2 separate regions of the Homo sapiens genome follow, and region 2 is linked to region 1. The links are chromatin loops, found by intact Hi-C in ENCODE. Cell type or tissue: GM12878. All regions are shown on one strand. Links, peaks and the distances in the headings refer to the core of each region. The heading gives the core; the rest is flanking DNA.

Region 1 (8,100 bases), core at 1,765-5,764:
TGCACTCCAGCCTGGGTGACAGAGCAAGACTCCATCTCAAAAAAAAAAAAAAAGAATTATTTGCAGAGTTATAAGAGTCCAAGTTTTTGACTCATTTATTTGCCTCACATTCTGCCATGTTATTTGATATTCCAGACATCTTAGGAGGTCTCCGCCTGTGCTTTCCCAGTGCAGCAACCCTCTGGGATTAGCGGGCAAGCTCATTAGGAATGTGCAGCCCTCTGCCCCTCCCACTTCTCCAACTGATCCTGTACCAGGTCCTCTAGGGCCTCCTCCGCTGCATTCTCCTCCTCACCTTGAGGTAGAGGTCGCCTGACTTTACAGGGCCACCCTCCCTTCTACTTCCTTTATTCCCACTTGAGACAATCTCAGACCTTATCTTATCCTCTAGATCCTCAAAATCATTTTTCCTTTGTCCATTTTCCAGTTGTGTCTCTTGCCTTAAATCTCTAACAACAAGGTAGCAATGAATGAAGGAATGAATGCCGCCTCTTGCGTCTCCTCACCTGCATCATAATATCAGCGTTGCCCACGTAGTGACCTTTCATGCACGTTGTCTCATATCAGCCCTGAGGTTCAGAGGGGTGAGGTGACCTGCCCCAGGTTAAGCAGCTGTAAATGGATCACCCTTTCCCAGGGACTTTTAGGCCACTTCAGAGCACCCCATGTTTCTAATTGAGCCAGGCTCAAGGTTGATGTTGACATGCTCCCACAGTAAATGACCTTCACCAGTAGTGACCTATATATCTATCCAAAGGACAGAACAGGGACAGGTTTGTGAGCCCAAACAGGATGGGTGGCAGCTTTCAGCGATTCCTCTCTGTGGTGAGTAACTCAGCCTTTATCCCTGGAATGCATCATAGAACTGCGTTCCAGTCCTCCCCTCACACGATGGCCTCATTGACTCCCCAGCCACACAGGTTACTTCCCCCTTCACTTCCTGCCCAGACCCATTTCCAACTGCAGCCCCAGCCTGCAGGCCTAGCAGGCACCTGGGAAACAGCTGCAGGTGACCCAGGTGGCTTATGGTCAGGGCCAGCCTGGCCCAGCCTGCAAGGATCAATCCATGGAACCGAAGACAAACAATCCCAGGACCTCTCATCGGGTGGCCAGGGAGGCAGGCACAGGTGGCTGGTTGCACTGGGGCCGAGGTCTGGTCTTAGAGAGGGCCAGCTTCAGGACTGCAGGGACCAGATGACCCAGGGACACCCCAGCTCCACTCCGGAGTGGGGTTCAGTCTGCACTTGGACAGGGCCTCCTGGCCCCACTGCTTAGCAACTTAATTCAACATCTGAACAATCAGCATCATACATAGACTAAGAATTATTCAACATCAAGGAAGCAAATTGGGAGGAATCTAGAAATCTTAATGAATTTTCTGCACTGGAAGAAGGGATTAAAATCTAAGCGAGGTAGAAGACTGAGAAGAGAAAAAAAAAACAACCCAAGTGTGGCAAGAGAAACTATAATTAAAATAGCAAGTTGCAATTCGAGGTGGGGGTTGGAGAAGGAGGATAGATGGCTGTAAAGACCAAGGGACATCCAGTGAAGCATCTGACAGAAATGATTCCCAGGGATGTTCTGGGGAGAAAAATCCATCTGGAAACAGAGAAAAGGAAACGAAACAAGAATTTGCTGCATTATTTAAAGCTTTCAGGCGGAGGGGGGGCGTTCCGGAGAGAGGAGGTTAAGAGAGAAGAGAATGGAATTGCTCTACCAAAAGGATTAAAGGAAATCATAAGGGCTTTTTAAAATGACTCAAGCAAAGAAAAAAAAAAACAAAAAAAAAGCGGGGGAGATGCAAATAATTGTAAGCTGTGAAATTAATGGTGGCCAAGATTCTGAGTTCATTCTTTAAATCTGCTTAATGGGAAAAAAATGAAGGAGAGGCATTTGTATGCTTGGGGAGTAACGGAGTCCTGGAAAATGCAGTTCCAGAGAGCACTGACAGAAGCGAATGCATGGCAGAGAACGTGTGTCCTGGGAGAGGGCAGGGCTGGCAGGAAAATCAGACACCACCGCAGGGCGATCCGCTTACATAAAATACCTGCACTAACTCCCTTTGATGTTTGCCTTCCCAAATATTTGACTCTTTCATAGAAGGCTCCACATGATGTCCAGAAATTAGCAAAGTCAAAAGATGCTCTTGCGAAAACACCACATGGCATCAGAGGCCTGGGTTGGAATCTTCGCACTGTTACTAGGTTTGTGACCGTGGGCTTGTTACTTTACCTCTCTCAATTCCATGGCTTTAGAGGACCGCACTGAGGATTCAGCGGGATTAAGTCCGAGCCTCACAGACAGGGTCTCACTCTGTTGCCCAGGCTGGAGTGCTGTGGTGTGATCTCCACTCCCTGCAGACTTGACCTCCTGGGCTCAAGCAATCCTCCCACCTCAGCACCCCACCCACCCACCCCAAGTGGCTGGGACTACAGGCAGGCACCACCATGCCCAGTTAATTTTTTGTACTTTTTTTGTAGAGACAGGTTTCACCATGTTGCCTGGGCTGGTCTCAAACTCCTGGGCTCAAGTGATCTGCCTGCCTTGGACTCCCAAAGAGCTGGGATTGCAGGCGTGAAGCCACCGCACCCAGCCCAGGAGAGTCTTAACATCCTCCCTCACCTAAACTTCCCGTGCACAGTAGCCCACCTGTCTACCCACCACAGCCACTCACATTCAAGCCCACCTCGGTGCTTTGTCGCATCCGGGCTTGCCAGCCCCCGAGCTCCTTCCCCTTAGCCTTTTTCCAGTCCCTTCCCAGAGGCAGCCCCCACTCTTATGAGATGTCTATACATCCTGGGGGAGTCCAGCAGGTGAGCATGCAGCACTGGTTCTGGGAAGCACGGACACTAAAGCTGCCCTGTCAAGGGAGGCTGTAGGGAGAAGAGAAAGGGAAAACAGTTTGGAAACAAAGCTGGACTTCTAAGCAAAGAGTGAAAGGGCTTGGGTCTCAGGAGAGCAGCGGGATTGTTGAGGCGTGCTGGGGAAGGAATCAGCAAGGCCCCGTGATGAACTAGCTCCGTGGCACAAAGATGACGGGGTAGCCTACATGGACCCGCACCCGCTTCTGCGGGGAACCCCAGGTCTGCCTCTCCAGGGCTGACGGTGGTGGATGATTTTCCCGAGCGCTGCCCCGGCTGCACTCGACTGCCATTGGCCACTTGACGCCTGCCTGTTTTTAAATAGCTGCATCAGACTTTTCATTCTTCTTTAACGGAGTTCACTGGGACCTTCAGCTTATGTTTGGGAGTGGAGTGGGTGTGGAAAATGAAGCTTTTCCTAGAGTTGCACTCCCCAACCCTGCTCTGGCTCTAGGGATCCTATCTAGCTACAGCCTTTCTGCAATGCTCACCCGGCCCTCCTGAGCTCGGCTGTAATCACATGACTGGCGGTAGTAAAGAGGAAATTACACGTCTGCCTCTCATGCCCACCATTTTCAGGTCTGTGATGAGGCTGTGACATAGCCACTGAACCCAGGACCCTCCAGCTTGCATTTGCGCCGGCTGAGGCTCACCACGCATCACTGTGCTGCTTCCAGAGCTCAACTGTGCTCCACTGTCTGGGAGATGGGAGAGAGCTGCTTATCCATCCAAACCCCCAACTTGCCAACTCTCCTGTGGCAGAGGCAGTCGACCTCCATCTGTAACCCTCGCCTGGTGCACCCGCCTCCCCGTGGGAGTCTGATTCAGTTGGGAGTAGTTTGGGAATTATAGTCATCAAATACCAGACAGTGACATGGAGCAAATCACTTACCTCCTCCAAGCCTCAGTGTCCTCCTTTGTAAAATGGGGACAATTATACACACTTCATGGCGCTACTGGGAGGATGAACTGGGAAATGCAAGTGCAATCTTTTGGTAAAATGAAAACTCTTAGACAAATGAATGTAATTATTGATTGCTTATGCATACCCCGGGAAGCATGTCAACCCACGCCCCTGGTGGAATCTTCCTTAGGCTCCTTACATAGAAGCTGGACTAACACCCTCTCCCACTCCCCCTCCCTTTTATTTTAGCTTCCATTGTATCCTAAGCTCACCTCTATAATTACACTAATCAGCCTGTATTGTAACTGTTGCTTTGCATATCAGTCTTCTACAGTGGACTGACCTCTTCTTGGGGGTAGGGGATGTTCATTCATTCAACAAGAGTAAATATTTCTTCCCTGGCTCACAGCAGGGGCTCAATACATCTTTGATAAATGAATGGACTGTGATACTGGGGTGAGATGTCAGATATGGCCACCAGGTGGCAATCAAGTCCTTCTTAAGCAAGTCGACTTGAGTCATTGCAGAGGCCCGTCTCAGAGCAAGAGAGGGCTCTGCAAGAATTTCTCGCTGGTGGGTGAAGGCCAGGGCCTGGGTGCTGGGCCTCAAGTTCTCTTTGTGTCTGGCACCAGCTCTGTGCAGACAGGACCATCCACCATGGTGTCCTGAGTCCTACATCTGCCTGGAGCCTGAATGCCCAAGATGACCCTGGAGGAGAGACCCAGGTTATATCTGGGGGAGCCCTGGCAAGCTCAGCTGATGGGATCCGAGGGCCAGTGTACACGTTCTGTGCACGTATGCGTGTGAGTCCATGAGTGGGCATGTTTATTAGCACCCTTGGATCCCTCCGTGGAGACGTGGCCATTTGCCTACCCTTGTAAGCAGCAGGGTGGAAAAGTAGAAAAGTGCAGAGAACACTGAGGCCCGGGCTGCAGGACCAGCCCATCGCTGACCCACTGTGTGCCCTAGGCAAGGAGCTTTCCCTCCCTGGGCCTGTTTCCTCATCTGTGAAATGAGGGCAGTGGGTTACACGGCTAAGGGCCTTTCAAGCGCTGACATTTCTTCTTTGTGTCTCTGAGGTATGGACTGATTCAAGGGCTCTGGGTCCTCTTCGGGATTCTCAGACTGGATTGGGACCTGAATTCTTAGGGAGACTGGATGCTACCTCTGGCTTCCGACCTGGGCAAAACCCTGCCTCACTTGGGTGGCTACCTGACAGATGCTGCCCTGGGTTCAGAGAGGAAGGCTCTCAAACAGCCATGGGGATGGTCACTTGCCTGTCTGTCTGTGGATGTTTCCCAGGTGGGGCCACCTCACCAGGCCTCTCCTTGTTCTGTGCTTCCCCAAGTCCCTTCCTTTCATTCTCAACCCCCCAAGTCTCTCATCTGGCGGTGTGTGTTGCTATCAGCTGGAAGGTCAGAACCTGTGACAGACCTACTGGTCTAACACACTGGAGGCAAGCACAGCCTGAGGCCTTGGTCTCCTGGGGCCTCTTGGGACCCCCACCCCAACCTACTCCTTTTACCTCCAGGCAGGACAGACAAGACAAATGAGAATCTACCCAAGCACAAGCTGCTGTTGAAATAAAGGGAGAGATGTCTCTTTATAACTTTCCCCTTGAAATAAACCCAGACTTAAGAACAACAGAAACACGCAAAATGTGTTTTTAGTGGAACCCAGATGAAGGGCTGAAAGCCCAGAGGGCTCTCTCCATCTAGGGTTCTCCTCTTTGGAATTCTATCCTTTCCTCCCCACCCCCCTCAGGCACGTCCCCGCCCAACCTCTGGGCTGGGGCTCCTTGGCCTGGAGTAGGCTACCTCCAGCCATCCTGGCATTGCTTCCAGGTAGGCAGAGCACTCCGCCCACCATCACCCTCCAAACACAAGGCTGAGCCTGGCATCTAATGAGATCTGTGGTTTCAGAGATTTGGGGGACAGGAGTGGGGACCAGGACCAACTCAGTGCAAATACCTGGATCTGCTGAAATACAACAAAGAGAGAGTGAATTAAGACATCTGAAAAAAATACTCTAAGGAATTCTGCTCACCCACGTGGCCCACTGCTTCTCATTAAATAGTTGCAGTTCTCCATATTAACATATGCAAATCCAGCCCTGTGCAGGGGCTGGGGAGATACAAAGGCAAGTCCTTACAACCCCTTTCTCGCTCCCCTAAGTTTGGTGGAAGGAGTTCCCTGTGGGGTGAAGAACTCTCACAGGTTCCATTTCGATGCTTGAGAGTTGTAGCCATGGGATGCTCCTTCCCTGCGGGGAAACAGATGAGAGCAGTTTCAGGGAAAAACGAGGAAACTGATCTGTAGAGGCTGCATCTTCTAAGTTGTACGGGTCATTTTTCAACATTCCTGGATGCCCGCCATATGCCAGGAGCTTACCTTGGGTGCTGGATACACAAGAGATAACCAAGACATCGGGACTAGCATCAGATTGCTCATAGTCTAGTGGAGAAGAAGGAGAAGGAGAAGAAAATCAGATATTATAATTAAACAGCTGATGGAAGGTGCTGAGTTTGGTCATGGATGCATTGCCTCTGGGACCTCCAGGTGAAAATCATCGGATGTAGAGGGTCTGATGCTTAAGAGTAATTTTTAGGCAAGAAATGTAGATTTGGGGACAGATGAGCCAAGGTCAGAAGGTGCAGGGAATGAGGGGAGGATAGTATCAAGGAAAGAAGGAGGTGCAAGAACAAAGAAGGATTCAACAGGGTCCAACACCACCAGTAAGGACTAAAATGGGTTTCCCAGCAGCTTCATCAGGACATCACCCCTGCCCTTCGTCAGAGTGGTTTCAGTGGTGTTGTGGGGAAAGAGGCCAGGTGAGGAGGTCAGAGGAGACGGTGAGGGGAGAGGAGGCAGTGGGCAGAGCCAGAGGCAGGAGTAAGTGCCATAGAAGAGATGGGAGGACATGCATGTGCCCGCCTCACAAGGCCACAGCAGAGAGCCTGGGGCAGAGCAAGCCTTCAGCAGAGAGGAGAGGAGTTTTTTTCCTCCTCCCTTCTGCCCCTTCTAGAATAGTCAAAGGCCACCTTGGGTGAGGAAATGGCTAGAGAAAGGCACCCTTCTTCCAGTCATTCAGTAAACATTTATTGAACAGCTACTAGGTGCCAGTCTCAACACCAGGTGCTGAGGATACAGTAGACAGCAAGAGACACGGCCCCGCCTTCCTGTGTGGGAAGGTCTTCCACCCCATCCCACTTCTGAGTGGCTAACAATGGCCACAGGACACTCACAGCACAATTCCCACTGGGGCGCAGCCCAGGCAGGGGTGGGAAAGCATGTGGGGCTCATCTATGTCCTCTGGAGTTTCCCCTGGTCCCCAGTTCTTGGCCCGGTTTCTCAGAAGACTGCATTCCTACTAAGGATTTAGGGGATGTAATTTAAGCAGCAGCCCTTTGATGGTGGGGGTGGGAATATTGCATTTTCAGAGGCAACTCTTAAAGAACAGAAAGCTTTCCTGCCAGGATGGCTCTGGAATGACAGCAGAATGTCAAGCAGCTTAAGAAAATTGAGGGGAATTTTTTTTTTTTTCTGGAAGGGCATAAGTGGTCAGACATGATGGCTCATGCCTGTAATCCCAGCACTTTGGGAGGCCAAGACGGGAGAATTTCTTGAGGCCAGGAGTTTGAGACCAGCCTGGTCAACATAGCAAGACCCTGTCTCTACAAAAAAAAAAAAAAAAAAAAAAAAAAAAAGAATAGAAAAAATAATAATACTAATCAGACTTGGTAGTACACACCTGTAGTCCTAGCCCCTTGGGAGCTGAGGCAGGAGGATCACTTTGAGCCCAGGAGTTTGAGGCTGCAGTGAGCCGTGATCAGAAAGCCGGGGACGTACAGTGTCCTTTTGGCTCCCAAATCATTCAGATCCTGTTTTTCTATTTTGCTTCCTCCTTTTTTTTTTTTTTTTTTTTTTTTGAGATGGACTCTCGCTCTGTCGCCCAGGCTGGAGTGCAGTGGCGCCATCTTGCCTCACAGCAACCTCCGCCTCCTGGGTTCAAGCCATTCTCCTGCCTCAGCCTCCCGAGTAGCTGGGCCTACAGGCGCCCGCCACCATGCCCAGCTAATTTTTGTATTTTTAGTAGAGACAGTGTTTCACCGTATTGGCCAGGGTGGTCTCGAACTCCTGACCTCGAGTGATCTGCCCATCTCCGCCTCCCCAAGTGCTGGGATTACAGGCCTGAGCCACTGCGCCTGGCCTTCATTTCCTCTTAGCTGAGGTCCTTCCGGTCTGCAGATCTTCCTCCTGGCGGCCTCCACTCTTTTCCCTTTCCTGTTCCGTGTCTACCTTTCGTGGGGGAGAGAGTGGAGCACCGCACGGAAGA
Region 2 (6,893 bases), core at 1,698-5,697, 230 kb after region 1:
TGGCCAGCACTCCGCAGTGATGGGGCCAGAGCTTCTCAAGGAAAGGGCTTGTGAGTTTCTGGCTAGCTTCTTCTCTGAAAGCTTCCAGGGGCTCCTGCTTCCATCTTAAACAACTGTGGGACAATAGCAGAAACAATGGCAAGTGTTCCCCTGTGGTTTGTATAACAGGCTCTCCATCATTCAGTCTTCCCCACGTTGGCCACAGCAGAGTATCTGTGGATAGGAAATTGATGTGAATTCCCACCCTCCTACAGTAGGTGGCCATATAAATTATCTTTCAAGCCTGAACACCTTGAAGAGTCAAAGGTGGTGCTATTAATAATTACACTGGGACAACTGGCCTGAATTGGGACCACCTTGGGCAAATCTAGGAGTTTGGGCTCCCTACTTAGTCCTTTAAACAAAAGGTCAAGACGAAAGGATGATGCCTTGAGGCAGATTGTTGGTGGAGATGGCCAAGAAACCTTTCCAAAGGCCTCTTTTGCTTCATGTCTTTCACTCCATGTTTTGCAACAGGATGTTCTGAATCAATATTGGCTCAGCTTTGCCTCAGTGACCTCCATCCAGGCTTTGCCGAGGATGTCACAGCCAAGAACATGGTCTAGCTGTAGTTCTCTGTGCAACTATTCTCCCAAAAGGTTGTTAGGGACTGTATAAAGAATATAGGCTTGTGGCTGGGTGCAGTGGCTCATGCCTGTAATCCCAGCACTTTGGGAGGCCGAGGCAGACGGATCACCTGAGATCAGGAGTTTGAGACCGGCCTGGCCAACATGGTGAAATCCCATCTCTACTAAAAAAAAAAAAATACAAAAATTAGCAGGGCATGGTGGCGGGCACCTGTAATCCCAGCTACTCTGGAGGCTGAGGCAGGAGAATTGTTTGAACCCAGGAGACAGAGGTTGCAGTGAGCCGAGACCGTACCACTGCACTCCAGCCTGGGAGACAGAGCAAGACTCTGTCTCAAAAAAAAAAAAAAAAAAGAATGTAGGCTTGTACATGTGAAATGTGGCTATACTAAGTGTGAGTGAGGGCACAGAGCAACAGAAACTGGCACACGCTGGCATGAGGGTAACCTGCATGACAGACGGGAAAAGCACCATACCCTCAGCCCAGTAACCACCCCGGGTGTACACCCTTGGGAAAGTCTCACACATGTGCAGGATATCAGAACAAAAATCGTTGTAGCAGCATTATCTATAACAGTAAAAAACGGGAAGCAAGGCCGGACGCGGTGGCTCATGCCTGTAATCCCAGCACTTTGGGAGGCCGAGGCGGGCGGATCACGAGGTCAGGAGATCGAGACCATCCTGGCCAACACGGTGAAACCCCGTCTCTACTGAAAATACAAAAAATTAGCCGGACGCGGTGGCGGGCGCCTGTAGTCCCAGCTACTTGGGAGGCTGAGGCAGGAGAATGGCGTGAACCCCAGAGGCGGAGCTTGCAGTGAGCCGAGATTGCACCACTGCACCCCAGCCTGGGAGAGAGCAAGACTCTGTCTCAAAAAAAAAAAACGGGAAACAACCTGAAACTTCATCAGCAGAGTCATGGATTTTGAAAAGCAGTAACAATACACAAATTAGAGATATATGTATTCACATGGATAAACGTCACAGACAATTTTAAGAGACAAAAACAAGATGCAGGAGGAGGATTTCTTTCCCATGATGCTGTCTCTACAAGGCTGAAAAACATGCCATCAGATGCAACGTACTGGGTATGGAATCTTGCATGTATGGCAAAGGTATATAGACATAGATGAAAATGATCAACACAAATTCAGGACAGTGGTTGGAGGGGAGAGAGGTGAAGAGGATCAGGGGGGAATACAGACAGCTATACTCTAATAATTTCCTTTTCCTTTTTTCTTTTTTTTTTTTTTTGAGATGGAGTTTTGTTCTTGTTGCCCAGGCTGGAGTGCAATGGCGCAATCTCGGCTCACTGCAACCTTCACCTCCCAGGTTCAAGCGATTCTCTTGCCTCAGCCTCCCCAGTAGCTGGGATTACAGGCATGCACCACCACGCCTAGCTAATTTTTTGTATTTTTAGTAGAGACAGGGTTTCATCATGGCCGGCTGGTCTTGAACTCCTGACCTCAGGTGATCCGCCCACCTTGGCCTCCCAGAGTGCTGGGATTACAGGCATGAGCCACAGTGCCCGGCCAATAGTTTCCTTTTTCACTTGGGCAGTGGATATGCAAGACTCATTCCAGGCTTTTGTATGAGCTAGGTCTGCATTCTAGTTCCAGTCCAGTCCTTCATTTCACATGGCCTTAGATAGACTATGTAACCGTTTCCTTCTCTGTAATGGGGGTACTCAGTTCCCATTTCATAGGGTGGCTGTAAAAATCCTTTCATGTTTTGTAAGGATTTATTTTGTTGCCTACATAAAGGTGTGATCTTGGCTCCTTCTGCAATAAACCCTGACAGCAGGTGCTCCGCAAAGGAAGACGACTGAGCGGGTGCCACAGCTGTACTGGTGGCCTGGTGTACTGGGGTGCAGCTAGGCCTGGTGTGACGTGACCATTTGCAAAGACACCCCCAGCCCCGCCCTGGTGTTTTATGGCCAGGTGCACTGCTCAAACTATTTCTCCTTGTTTCCCTTTCTCTCACTCCCTCCTTCTTTTTTCTCCTGCTCATTCACAGGACTAGAGAGGCAGATCCATGGCCACCAAGCTGTTAAGCGGCAAAACTGGGGATTCGAATCCTGGTGTCTCAGAGATGAAGCACTTCCCAACTAAGCCAGGGGCCCATGACTGTAGTCACCTAACTACCTGGGAATCTTTAAGAAACACCAAAGCCGCCGGGCGCGGTGGCTCACGCCTGTAATCCCAGCACTTTGGGAGGCCAAGGCAGGCAGATCACGAGGTCAGGAGATCGAGACCATGCTGGCTAACACGGTGAAACCCGTCTCTACTAAAAATACAAAAAATTAGCCAGGCGTGGTGGCGGGCGCCTGTAGTCTCAGCTACTCAGGAGGCTGAGGCAGGAGAATGGCGTGAACCCAGGAGGCGGACGGAGCTTGCTGTGAGCCGAGATTGTGCCACTGCACTCCAGCCTGGGGAACAGAGCGAGACTCTGTCTCAAAACAAAAAACAAACAAACAAACAACAACAACAACAAAAAACAAAGAAAAAAGAAACCCCAAAGCCTGGGCCCTGCCCTCACAATCTCTGGATACTCTGACCCCGTGGGTGTGGGAGTTTTCAGACCTCCCTGGGTAATGCTGATGCCCAGCCAGGGCTGAGCTCTCCTACACTCCAGTTCCTGCATGCTCTGCCCTTTGCAATACCCCGTTGTCCTCGTGGCGCTCCTGCTATGAATGAGCCAGCTCCCTCTAGTCTGTGAACTTCCTGACAGCAGAGTTCACGTTTTTCATCTTTATGTCCCCAACATGCAGCACAATCTCTGGCACACTTTTGGAAGAGTGCTTAGAACTCTGCAAGAGAGAGGAACTGAGACTGAGATGAGGAAGTTTCGGGGAGGCAGACAGACTTGGCCTGCCCAATACATGAAGTGTTGACCGAAAGGAAGGGCTGCCCACCATGTATTGAGCTCCCCACTGGAAGAAGTAATCAAGAAGAAGCAGAAGCTGATGCTTCCTAAGGGACTACTGCCTATGTTCAGATTCTATTTGTTTCTCTCCACCATCACCAAAGTGAGCATTTCCACCTCACAGTTCTTATTCCTAGAGGCACAGAGTCTCCTACAGGAAAGCAACAGGGAAATCTACTTCAGCCTCCAGCCAACCCTGTGCAGAAATCCCCTCAGCTGCAGCTCCATCCTCTCTGTAGTGGGGACCTTATTCCACATCGCGAAGTCAGCTTGGACAGCTCTGATGACTAGAAAATTCCTCCTTTCTTGGGTCAAGGTTCATGCTCTGCAACTCCTGTCATTTGGCCCTGGTTCTGCCCTCTGGAGTGGCATCATTCCTTCATCCCACTCATAGGGTTGCATAGGCTGCAGAAAGGACTTTGGATTTTATGTCAAGTGAAATGGGGGCCACATGAAGTATCATTAAACCAGGGGGCAGGGATGGCAACGTGATTTGATTTCTGATTTCAAAAGAACACTGTGGGCCAGGTGCGGTGGCTCCTACCTGTAATCCCAGCACTTTGAGAGGCTGAGGCGGGTGGATCACCTGAGGTCAGGTGTTCGAGACCAGCTTGGCCAACATGGTGAAACACCGTCTCTACTAAATACAAAAAATTATCTGGGTGTGGTGGCGGGCACCTGTAATCCCAGCTACTTGGGAGGCTGAGGCAGGAGAATCGCTTGAACCCAGGAGGCGGGGGTTGCAGTGAGCTGAGATTGCACCATTGCACTTCAGCCTGGGCAACAAGAGCAAGACTCTGTCTCAAAAAAGGAAAAAGAAAAGAAAAGAAACCCACTGTGTTACTGTGTGGAATCTGGATTACAGGGGAGTAACAGGAGAACCCAGCCGATGGGTTGGGAAGCTCCTGGAATCATTCAAACAAGAGATGATGGTAGCTTGGGCAGTGGTGCTAGCAGGGAAGATGGATTTGGGATGTGTTTTGGGTACAGAGCCAGCAAGACTTGCTGATGGATTGGATGTGCATATGCTAGTATTTGCCTAGTATAAGAGAATCTTGGCCTTATGTGTCATCTTTATTAACAAGAAATAGCTAAATTTAAAATATTCGTATTTTCGTATGCAGAGGATGGATAATTTAATCTATTCATGATTACTGAGATCGCTTTTGTTTTGATTTCTATCTCTGCGTTGTTGTTGCTTTTCTGGTTGTTATCTTTATTCTCATTCCTGATTTTCTAGATTTATTGTCTTGTTTCTTATCTCTTCCCCTATTTTCTTTTCCCCTTTTAAACAAGTTACTTGTAACATATCTGACATACAAGCATTCATGTCTTTCTTCCCTTTCTACATGGATAATAAGGGAATCTGTGGAGGCATTTCTGCCTGAAAAGAAGAGAAAGCAGAGGAGGAGGAGGAAGGGGAGAGGAGGAGGAGGGGGAGGAGGAAGAGAAGCAGAGGAGGAGGAGGAAGGGGAGAGGAGGAGGAGGGGGGAGGAGGAGGAGAGGGAGGAGGGGGGAACAGGAGGAGTAGGAGGAAGAGGAGTAGGAGGGGGAGGAGCAGGAGGGGGAGAAGGAGGAGGAGAAGGAGGAGGAGGGGGAGGAGGAGGAGTAGGAGGGGGAGGAGGAGGAGGGGGAGAAGGAGGAGGAGGGGAGGAGGAGTAGGAGGGGGAGGAGGAGGAGTAGGAGGGGGAGGAGTAGGAGGGGGAGAAGGAGGAGGAGGAGGGGGAGGAGGGGGAGGAGGAGGAGGGGGAGGAGGAGGAGGAGGGGGAGGAGGAAGAGGAGGAGGAGATGCTTCCTAAGGGGTCGCTGCCTATATTCAGGTTCCATTGGTTTCTCTCCACCATCACTGAAATGGGCATTTCCACCTCACAGTTCTTATTGCTAGAGGTACAGGAATAACTGTACCTCCGGACTCCCAACATCAGTCTCCTCCCCAGCCTGACCCCAGCCTCACCCTCACACAGCCTCAGCTCCCACTGAGCCCCACTCTCTGCAAGGCGGAGGGCTGACCAAAAGCGAAGAAGGCCAGGCGGTTGGATTCTCAGGGCCGGCTTACCTGTCAAGGACAAGCGGAACCTCAAACCTAGAGAAGTTCAGAGAAAATCCACCAGAGGGCACTGCAGCACTGCCCTGGAAAGAACATCCCGCGACCGCTTTTTCCCAATTAGCAAAGCACTACCGTATTGAGCACCCGTTAGCACAAAGCCCTGGGCGAGAGGCTGAGATGCAAAGATCAGGGCACAGGTGCTGCCCACTGCCACGTCGCGGGGGTGGGGGGGTGCTCAGAGCCCCTGGAGAGGGGTGAGAAGGTGGCACCCAGGCAGGGTGCCCTGCTTCTGGGGACTTTAATTATAGGACACACGCATACGTACAACCACACAACACATACATACACCAAGTAGACAACACACATATGAGCAACACCCACACTCACACCACACAAACAACACACACACACACACATACACACACCACACAAGCCACATACACACACCCTGCAGCCCTGGGCACCTGTGAGGGGCCAGCTGTGGGCAGACCCTGGGCCACAGAGGAGGTAGGGTAGAGACTCTGAGGAGAATGTGGAGCAGAGCATCGGTGAGTTTATAGCTTGAGAAAACAACCCCCATGGCCCCCAGACAATCCACACATCATTAGAGTTGCTGTAAAATAGCCCTATTAAAACGCACACATGTTAACCACATGCTACCCAAGGGTTATATGAACTCATCGATACCCACTCGCACATTAGCACAGATTTGCTGGGCGCTGAGGTTGGGGTGGGGAATCTTTTGCCAGAGGGTCACAGGGGAGGAGAATGCTAGCCAGCGTTTAAGGAGTGCTGATTGGGTGCAGACACTGTGCTGGTGGGGAGGGGTGCTTTCCTTCTCTTAATGCTCACAGACCACTGTGCTGTGGGCTAAAATATTATCCCCATTTGGGGCTGGGCATGGTGGCTCATGCCTGTAATACCAGCACTTTGGGAGGCCAAGGTGGGCAGATCACGAGGTCAGGAGTTCAAGACCAGCCTGACCAACGTGGTGAAACCCCGTTTCTACCAAAAATACAAAAATTAGCCAGGTGTGGTGGTGCGCGCCTGTAATTGCAGTTTCTTGGGAGGCTGAGGCAGGAGAATCGCTTGAACCTGGGAGGCGGAGGTTACAGTGAGCTGAGATCACATCACTACACTCCAGCCTGGGTGACAGAGTGAGACTCCATCTCCAAAAAAAAAAAAAAAAAAAAAAAAATTATCCCCATTTTACAGAGGAGGACACCAAGGCTCAGAGAAGTGAAGTGGCTTGCCCAGGATCACATAGCTAGTAGGTGGAGGAGCTGGGATTCTAA

The links. A loop is a pair of places that touch in the nucleus more often than their neighbours do. Peaks named below come from ENCODE experiments on the same cell type or tissue, not always from the same donor. Only the 100,000 strongest peaks of a DNase experiment are listed, where the experiment ranks them.
Region 2: it touches region 1 in a loop (10-fold over the local background); 20 of 110 quality-filtered maps call a loop at or near these places.

The regions. Positions count from the first base shown.
Region 1 is chr3:184,774,094-184,782,193 of GRCh38, reverse strand. It overlaps LOC105374253 (a long non-coding RNA gene), which reads right to left. Exons shown (of 4, transcript XR_924790.3): 2 at 6,156-6,218; 3 at 2,675-6,027; 4 at 1,450-1,599. Among named protein-coding and RNA genes, the nearest start is that of LINC02069, 5.0 kb to the right of the region's middle. RefSeq lists an enhancer at 585-1,085 and a silencer at 4,099-4,393. In GM12878, for the core only: a CTCF peak has its summit at 4,243 (motif pointing right); a DNase peak (open chromatin) is centred at 4,233.
Region 2 is chr3:184,542,927-184,549,819 of GRCh38, reverse strand. It overlaps LINC01839 (long intergenic non-protein coding RNA 1839), which reads right to left. Exons shown (of 8, transcript XR_924788.3): 7 at 1-213. It overlaps LINC01840 (long intergenic non-protein coding RNA 1840), which reads left to right. Exons shown (of 2, transcript NR_046593.1): 2 at 2,643-3,106. Among named protein-coding and RNA genes, the nearest start is that of LINC01840, 11 kb to the left of the region's middle. In GM12878, for the core only: a CTCF peak has its summit at 5,653 (motif pointing right); DNase peaks (open chromatin) are centred at 3,389 and 5,660.